Regions from separate parts of the Homo sapiens genome. Here region 1 is linked to region 2. Evidence: chromatin contacts called from ENCODE Hi-C data. All regions are on one chromosome and are shown on one strand. Each heading gives the region's core, a stretch centred on a gene start or an enhancer-like site at or near the end of the contact. The rest is flanking DNA. Distances are from core to core; before and after follow the strand shown. Region 1 holds the start of CD276 (CD276 molecule). Region 2 holds the start of CLK3-AS1 (CLK3 antisense RNA 1).

Region 1 (3,069 bases), core at 95-2,594, 930 kb after region 2:
GACTTCTGGGAGGCCAGAGGGAACTAGAGGAGGCCGCACTAAATAAAGAACTCTCTTAAAGACAAAGCAGCTTCATTACTTTCTAATATAGAAACTAACTGCTGAAGACATGCTTATAAGAAAAGGACCCCGGGCTTTAATGAAGAGATCAGACTCATTTACAATTATCCACATCCAATTTGAAGGTAAATCGTTTTTCTAAATTAAGACAACTAACACCCCCCCACCCGCCACACACACACACACACACACACACACACACACACACACACAAATCTTTTTTGCTTTACTATTTGCTTAATGTTTTCCCTCAGTGATAGATCCCATATCTGAGTCATCTATCACGCTTTTCTCATTAGAGCAGGTTTGGCTTAGAAATAAATCCCCTGCCTTAGGCTGCCAAACCTGCCAATTCGCTAGCTAAACGGTCGCAGGGAGGGCCCTGGGCGCTGGAATTCAATCCCCTCCCTTCTAGTGTGCCCCCACTCGGGGTCCCCACCTCCCTCCACCGTCGCCCGCATCTCCTCTCCATCCCACCTCACCCCCCACCTCCCTGAGGCTTCCCAAGCCCAAACTGCCCATCCCAATTCCCTCCCCACCCCCAACACCTATTCACCCCGTGGCCCCTGCCAGCCGTCTCTACCTGTCCTTCCCGGAATCTGACCCCTCATGCTGCCCACGGCTGCCTGTGGAAGTGCACCAGTCGCCCACACCTTCGCCCTGCTGGGCCCTGCAGAGTGGACACGCCTAACCACTCGCCTTCCCTCCCCGCCGCTCCCCTCCCGGAGCTGGGCGTTTTCCTCTGCAGGACCCGAGACCCCGCTAACCTCCCAGCGCCGGCCGGTGGCTTCGTTAAGCTTCAACACGGGACAGATCTGCCCCCATGCCCGCTCCAGACCCGGGGCCTGCAAAAGCGCATTCACCCACCCGGCCCGGTCCGCAGCTTCCGGGGTCTGCAGGTCCGACGGCGCCCGGGCCCCTCTCAACCCGAGGAAAGGGGGGCGGGGTAGGATCCGGGAGCCCCCAGCTCTCCGCGGGCCCCACAGCCCAGGGCAGGAGGGGCGCCCGCGGTTCCCGGGACTCCTGTGCGAGGGGGGCCGCCCGGACCTGGGGGAGGGCAGGGGAGCAGGAGCCCGGAGGGAAGGCGCCCTGCTCAGCTCCTGCAGCCCTGAGCGGGAACGTGCGGACCTCCGCGGGATCCAGGCCCGGCCCGCAGCAGACAAAGGCCGCCCCACCCCGCGCCGCCCGCGCCACGCCAGCACTCACCGCGCCGCGCCGACTCTGGGACTCAGGGACGCGGCCCAGCCTGGCTCAGTCGCCGCCGCAGCGAGGCCCGGCCCGAATGGGGGCCGGGGGCGGCCCGGGGAGTCCGAGGGGCGGGGCGGGCCGCGCCGGAGAATCCGCCTGAGGCCCGGAAAGGCGGCTCCGGTGCGTCCCTGAGGCCGGATTGGCCCCGCGGTGGCGGCTGCTGACCGAGGCCTGAGCCAGCCCGCTGGGCAGAGCACACGGCCTGGCCCCCGCCCCCGCCCCGCCCCGCCCCCAGGCCTGACCCTGGCGGGGAAAACCCTCGGCTCCCGGAGCAGGGCGCTGCCCATCCCCCACCCCGTTCCCACACTTCCAAGAGCCGAATCTTCCTTTCTGCGAGAGGGGATAGGTGACTGACTGGTCATCGACTGGCGGCAGAACAGGGCTGGAATCCTGCTGTCCAACCCCAGTCTTGGGTTCTTCCTCCACACCATGCTGGCACCACAGCCCAGAAAGGGTTAACTCGACTGCGAGGAATTAAGAGCTGCAAGGAGCTCTCTATAAATACAGTGTCGTGGGCGCCTGAGCCAACCGCAGGACAATTTCCACTGAGCTGGTTTTCCTCTTTTCCTTCCACCCACGGCCATCCGACCAGCCCTGCCCCCAGCCCCACCCCAGACTGCTGGCCGGACTTGGCTCCAACAGGCCTGACACCTAGTGGCCTTGGGCTCTGTCCTTACAGGGCCCCGCTCCAGCCTGGGAGGAGATGGGGGTCGGGCCTGTCCAGATTTTGCTGTGGTGCAGCCCATCCCTGCACCTGTTCTTGGATCTGTTCTTCCTCACAGGGACAGTGACAGCTAAAACGTAGGGAGACTTTTGTGGGCCAGAGTTAGGTTAGGAGCTTTCCATGCTGGGCCTCTTTAGTTCCTCCAAACAGCCCCGCCGGCTAGATATTATTATTCCCATTTCACAGATGAGAAAACCAAGGCTCAAAGGGATGAAGGGACTCCAACCTTGTACTGCTGCCAGGCTCACCACCAGTGCCAGTGGCAGTACTGGGCAGGGCTTGGGAAATGAGTATGAAAACATGTGCGTCTCTCTGCATGTGTTGCCACTGTTGTAAGCTCTTTACCATTTTATCTCATTTAATCTTCACAACAACTCATTGAGGTGAATACCATTATTCTCATTTTTACAGATCGGAAATAAGGAAATTAAGATACAAAGAGATTAAGTAACTTGGGGACACATAGCTATGAAGGGAGGAACCGGGATTTGCCCTCTGAATTTAAGTGTGCGTGTGGTGTATGGGTAGGGGTGGTGGTGCATGGGTGTGTATATTTGTGGGGGGTTTTTGTCTTTTTTTTTTTTTTGAGACAGAGTCTGGCTCTGGAGTGCAGTGGCTCAATCTCGGCTCACTGCAACCTCCGCCTCCTGAGTTCAAGCGATTCTCCTGCCTCAGCCTCCAGAGTAGCTGGGATTACAGGTGCGCACCACTATTTTGGCCAGGATGGTCTCGATCTCTTGACCTTGTGATCCACCCGCCTTGGCCTCCAAAAGGGCTGGGATTACAAACGTGAGCCACCGCGCCCGGCCGGGTGTGTATATTTGTGAACACATTCAAGCAACTCTGTATTTGAGTCTACGTGCATATGTGTCTTTGAATCACACAGCAGCTGTGTCTGTGTAATTGCTGACTGCTCCTAGGGATGACAGCAGAGAGGCCCAGCTGTCTTGTCCCTGACCACCTCCAGGAACTCTGGACCATTCCACGCTGCTCCCCACTGCCCTGCCAGGCCCTGACCAGCCTCGTCCAGCCTGGGT
Region 2 (3,306 bases), core at 140-2,639:
AATGGAGATAACATCTCTCAGCCTGGCAAAAGAGATGACAAGCATGAGAGTTATAAGGTACCACACACAAAGCAATAACAGAGAAGAGTATCCTTCCTTTAACACATTCTAGGCAAGTAAAATATTGGAAATAGCAGATATCATCCTCCCAGCCAGGGCTCTAGGGCCCATTTCTCAATTATCTCTGATTCTCGAAAACCTCAGCAAACAGCTTGTTTAAAAAGCAGCTAAAGGCCACAATTATGCTTTGGGAAGCTCTGCTCTGCACAATGAGGAAAAAGGTGATATGAAGAAAACCAAGCCAAGGATGTCAACTTTGAGCACAGGCCTTGTCGGCTTCTCATTTGCTGTTCCTGGCCAGAGAACTGGGCTGACTAGAAGTGCAGCCAGCCAGGTCAGCGGCTGCCCTCCCGGATTCCAGCCACCCCAGCACCCATGGTTATTTTTGGCTGGACTGCCCTACCACTGCAACCTCAAACCTGCCACCTCGCAAGCCTCCACCACCAACGGTGAAACGCTCCTCCTTTTCAAGGGCATCAAGAAGGGAAGCTGGAAGGCCGCCAACTCCGCCTCTGATGGGGGCCTGGTTCAGGCAATTTCCACCCCAGCTCCACATCAGGGCACCCACACCCGGAACTAAAGCTAGAGACTCCCGGGCGGGACGGAGGAGCAGCCAGGGGATTTGAACTGTCAGCTTGGCCTAGCCCATCCTCCGGGCTGGAGTGGCTCTACCACCACAACAAAACACACAGGGGAGCCTGCGCCCTCGTTCGCGTCCCTTCCTGCCGCCCCAGGTCCCAGGGGGTCTCAGAGTCCCATCCCCTGTAACCGCCACCAGTGGCGCCGAGGGGAGACCCGGGGACAGAGGGAAAGCCGGACTGGGCCAGAATCAAACTCCAGGCCGCCAAGGGAGGAGTCATCTGCGGACTAAGCCTGAAGCCAGGGGTAGGGGAGGGGTCTGAAGGGCTTCTCTGGCTCTTCTACGTCGGACCCCGACCCCATTCCGCGGGCAGGCACAGAGCCCAAACTGGACCCTTGAGCGGCCCCAGAGGCCGTTCAGGCTCCGCCTTCAACACCGTGGGGTCGAGGTCAGGGTCTGCAGTGACCGCCCTCCGGGGCAGAAGCAGCGGGTCAGGGGTGAGAGGTCGCGGCCCGATATGGGCCGAAGAGGAGAAAGAAAGGGAGTAGGCCGAGACCGAATGGCACCAGCGCGCCTGCCCCGCCGACTCACCCCCGGCCGCCGCCGCCGCTGTCGCCGCCGCGGACCCCAGCCCACACTTACCGTCTCCCAGGCTCCGGCTGCAGCTAGGCCCCACTCCCCGCTCCGAGCGCCTCTTCCGCTTCCGGCTGCGACCTCCGCCCGTGGCAGCCCCGCCCCCTCGCGTGACGCAGCCGTCGCCAGCCTCGGCTCGACCCGGCTCGGAGGCCTGGCCGCTCTAGCCCCCGACTCGAAGGCTCCGGGGCACCAGCCCTCTCCGCTCCGGCGGGCGCCGCGGCCTAGGAGACTAGTTCCGGGAGGGCCGAGGGGACGAGCCTGGCCCGGCCCGCCTCCCGCCGTGTCGCGGCGCACGTAGGTCCCCCGACCTGACAGGTGCGCGGCCCGGGCCGGCTGGGCTCTCAGAGCCGAGAGGTGGGGCCCCGACCTGGCCGTGGGGCTGGGCCCGCTCCGTCGCCCCGACCCCGCGTGGTCCGCCAACTCCCTCCTGCGCGCGGAGAGGACGGGCATTGTTCTCGGGGCCCCGGAGAGCGCGAGAGCGGCCTGAGGTCTGTGTGCCGGAGCTCGGGAAGGCGGACGCGACTCCGCTTGCGCGAAACGAGCGAACGACACATTATTATCTTGGTGTGTGCGGGTTTTTTGAAAGCCGTGGTGGCGCTCCCAGCTCGCCAGTGCGTGCGGGGCAGTTTCTGGGAAGATACCCTAGAGCTACTCTGGCGGGGCCGGAGTCTGGAGGGAGGAGATCCCCTCTCCTTGAGCCCCCTCCTGTGGAGCGGCTTCCTGCCGGCCTGCGTGGCCTCTCAGTTAAGACTCCCCCGCTAGACAAAAGCCCCGCCGGCTGCGTCTCTGGGCCACTGGACAGCCCCCTTTTGCAGAGGCCTCGAGCGTGGGGTCACCAAAATCCCTGACACCTACTGTCCCGCGCCGGGTCGGACAGGATTACGAGGCCCCACTTTCCAGATGAGAAAACTGAGGTGGGGATCTTTTGAGACCTCACTGTGAGCGTGCGCGTCCCGCCCGGTCTGGGAGTGGCGTCCCCGGCCTCGCGAGCGTCGCGCAGTGAAGCGACAGGGCGTGGCGCCTAATTGTCCCCACGCCACGCGAGGGCTAGAAACCCGCAGTCGGGGCGGACCATCCCTCCAGGCACCGCCCCCTCCTTGGGACCGCTCCGCGGGGGCGCCAAGGGTTTCCCCAGCACCGCCCCGGCGGCCGCCAGCCAGCCGCGGCCCCGCCCATGCCCCTCCCCGCGGGTCTGGGCCCGCCCCTGAAGCGGGGAGGTGTCGCAGGGGAGCCCCCCGCTTCCGAGCTGCGGCTGCGCATCAAGTCCTTCGCCAGCGGCTCTCCCTGAAACGGGGGGTTTCAAGGCGTGATTTGTAGGGGTGTTTAGTATCCCCTAAATCTCTGCCAGCTCCACCATGGCTATCCGAAGTAAACAACAGAAGCTAATTCAAAACTGGGTCCCCTTCCAAAAAATTACAAAAATTAGCCGGACTGGGTGGCGCATGCCTGTAGTTCCAGCTCCTTGCAGGGGACTGAGGCAGGAGGATCGCTTGATCCCAGGAGGTTGAGATTGCAGTGAGCTATGATCACACCACTGCACTCCAGCCTGGTCGACAGAAGGAGACCCTGTCTCAAAAAATAAACAAAAAATCGGCCAAGCGCGGTGGTTCACCCCTCTAATCCCAGTACTTTGGGAGGCTGAGGTGGATGATCACCTGAGGTCAGGAATTCGAGACCAGTCTGGCCAACATGGCGAAACCCCGTCTCTACTAAAAATACAAAAATTAGCTAGACGTGGTGGCACGCGCCTGTAGTCCCAGATGCTCGGGAGGCTGAGGTGGGAGAATCACTTAAACCCGGGAGGCAGAGATTGCAGTGAGCCGAGATCGCGCCACTTCACTGCAGCCTGCGCAAGAGAGCAAAACTCCGTCTCAAAAAAGAAAGTTAGGAGCCGCTTCAGTGTACAGTGGGTGACCCAGATTGGCTGCTGAGGTCCTGCCCCCTAAGGTCCTATCTCAAAAGCTGAAGATTTTGAAAAATCCCAGGCCATCTGAGATGCCATTCCTGCCTGGTACCCATGGCCTCGACCA

Evidence for each region. Hi-C counts contacts between places; a loop is a spot of excess contacts on that map. Pooled maps may share reads with other maps.
Region 1: a map of gastrocnemius medialis shows a loop between it and region 2 (5-fold over the local background). The contact joins the promoter of CD276 here to the promoter of CLK3-AS1 in region 2. A Hi-C loop is called at or near these places in 1 of 168 maps with a recorded cell type or tissue (gastrocnemius medialis) and 1 of 50 pooled maps.

Annotation. Positions count from the first base shown.
Region 1 is chr15:73,682,658-73,685,726 of GRCh38, reverse strand. It overlaps CD276 (CD276 molecule), which reads right to left and starts at 1,344. Exons shown (of 10, transcript NM_001024736.2): 1 at 1,267-1,344. RefSeq lists enhancers at 423-929, 1,947-2,455 and silencers at 914-963, 1,124-1,253, 1,264-1,393, 1,514-1,563.
Region 2 is chr15:74,613,875-74,617,180 of GRCh38, reverse strand. CLK3-AS1 (CLK3 antisense RNA 1) reads left to right here and starts at 1,389. Exons shown (of 9, transcript XR_007064715.1): 1 at 1,389-3,306. It overlaps CLK3 (CDC like kinase 3), which reads right to left and starts at 1,345. Exons shown (of 13, transcript NM_001130028.2): 1 at 1,283-1,345. RefSeq lists enhancers at 1-590, 591-1,202 and silencers at 1,291-1,830, 2,251-2,570.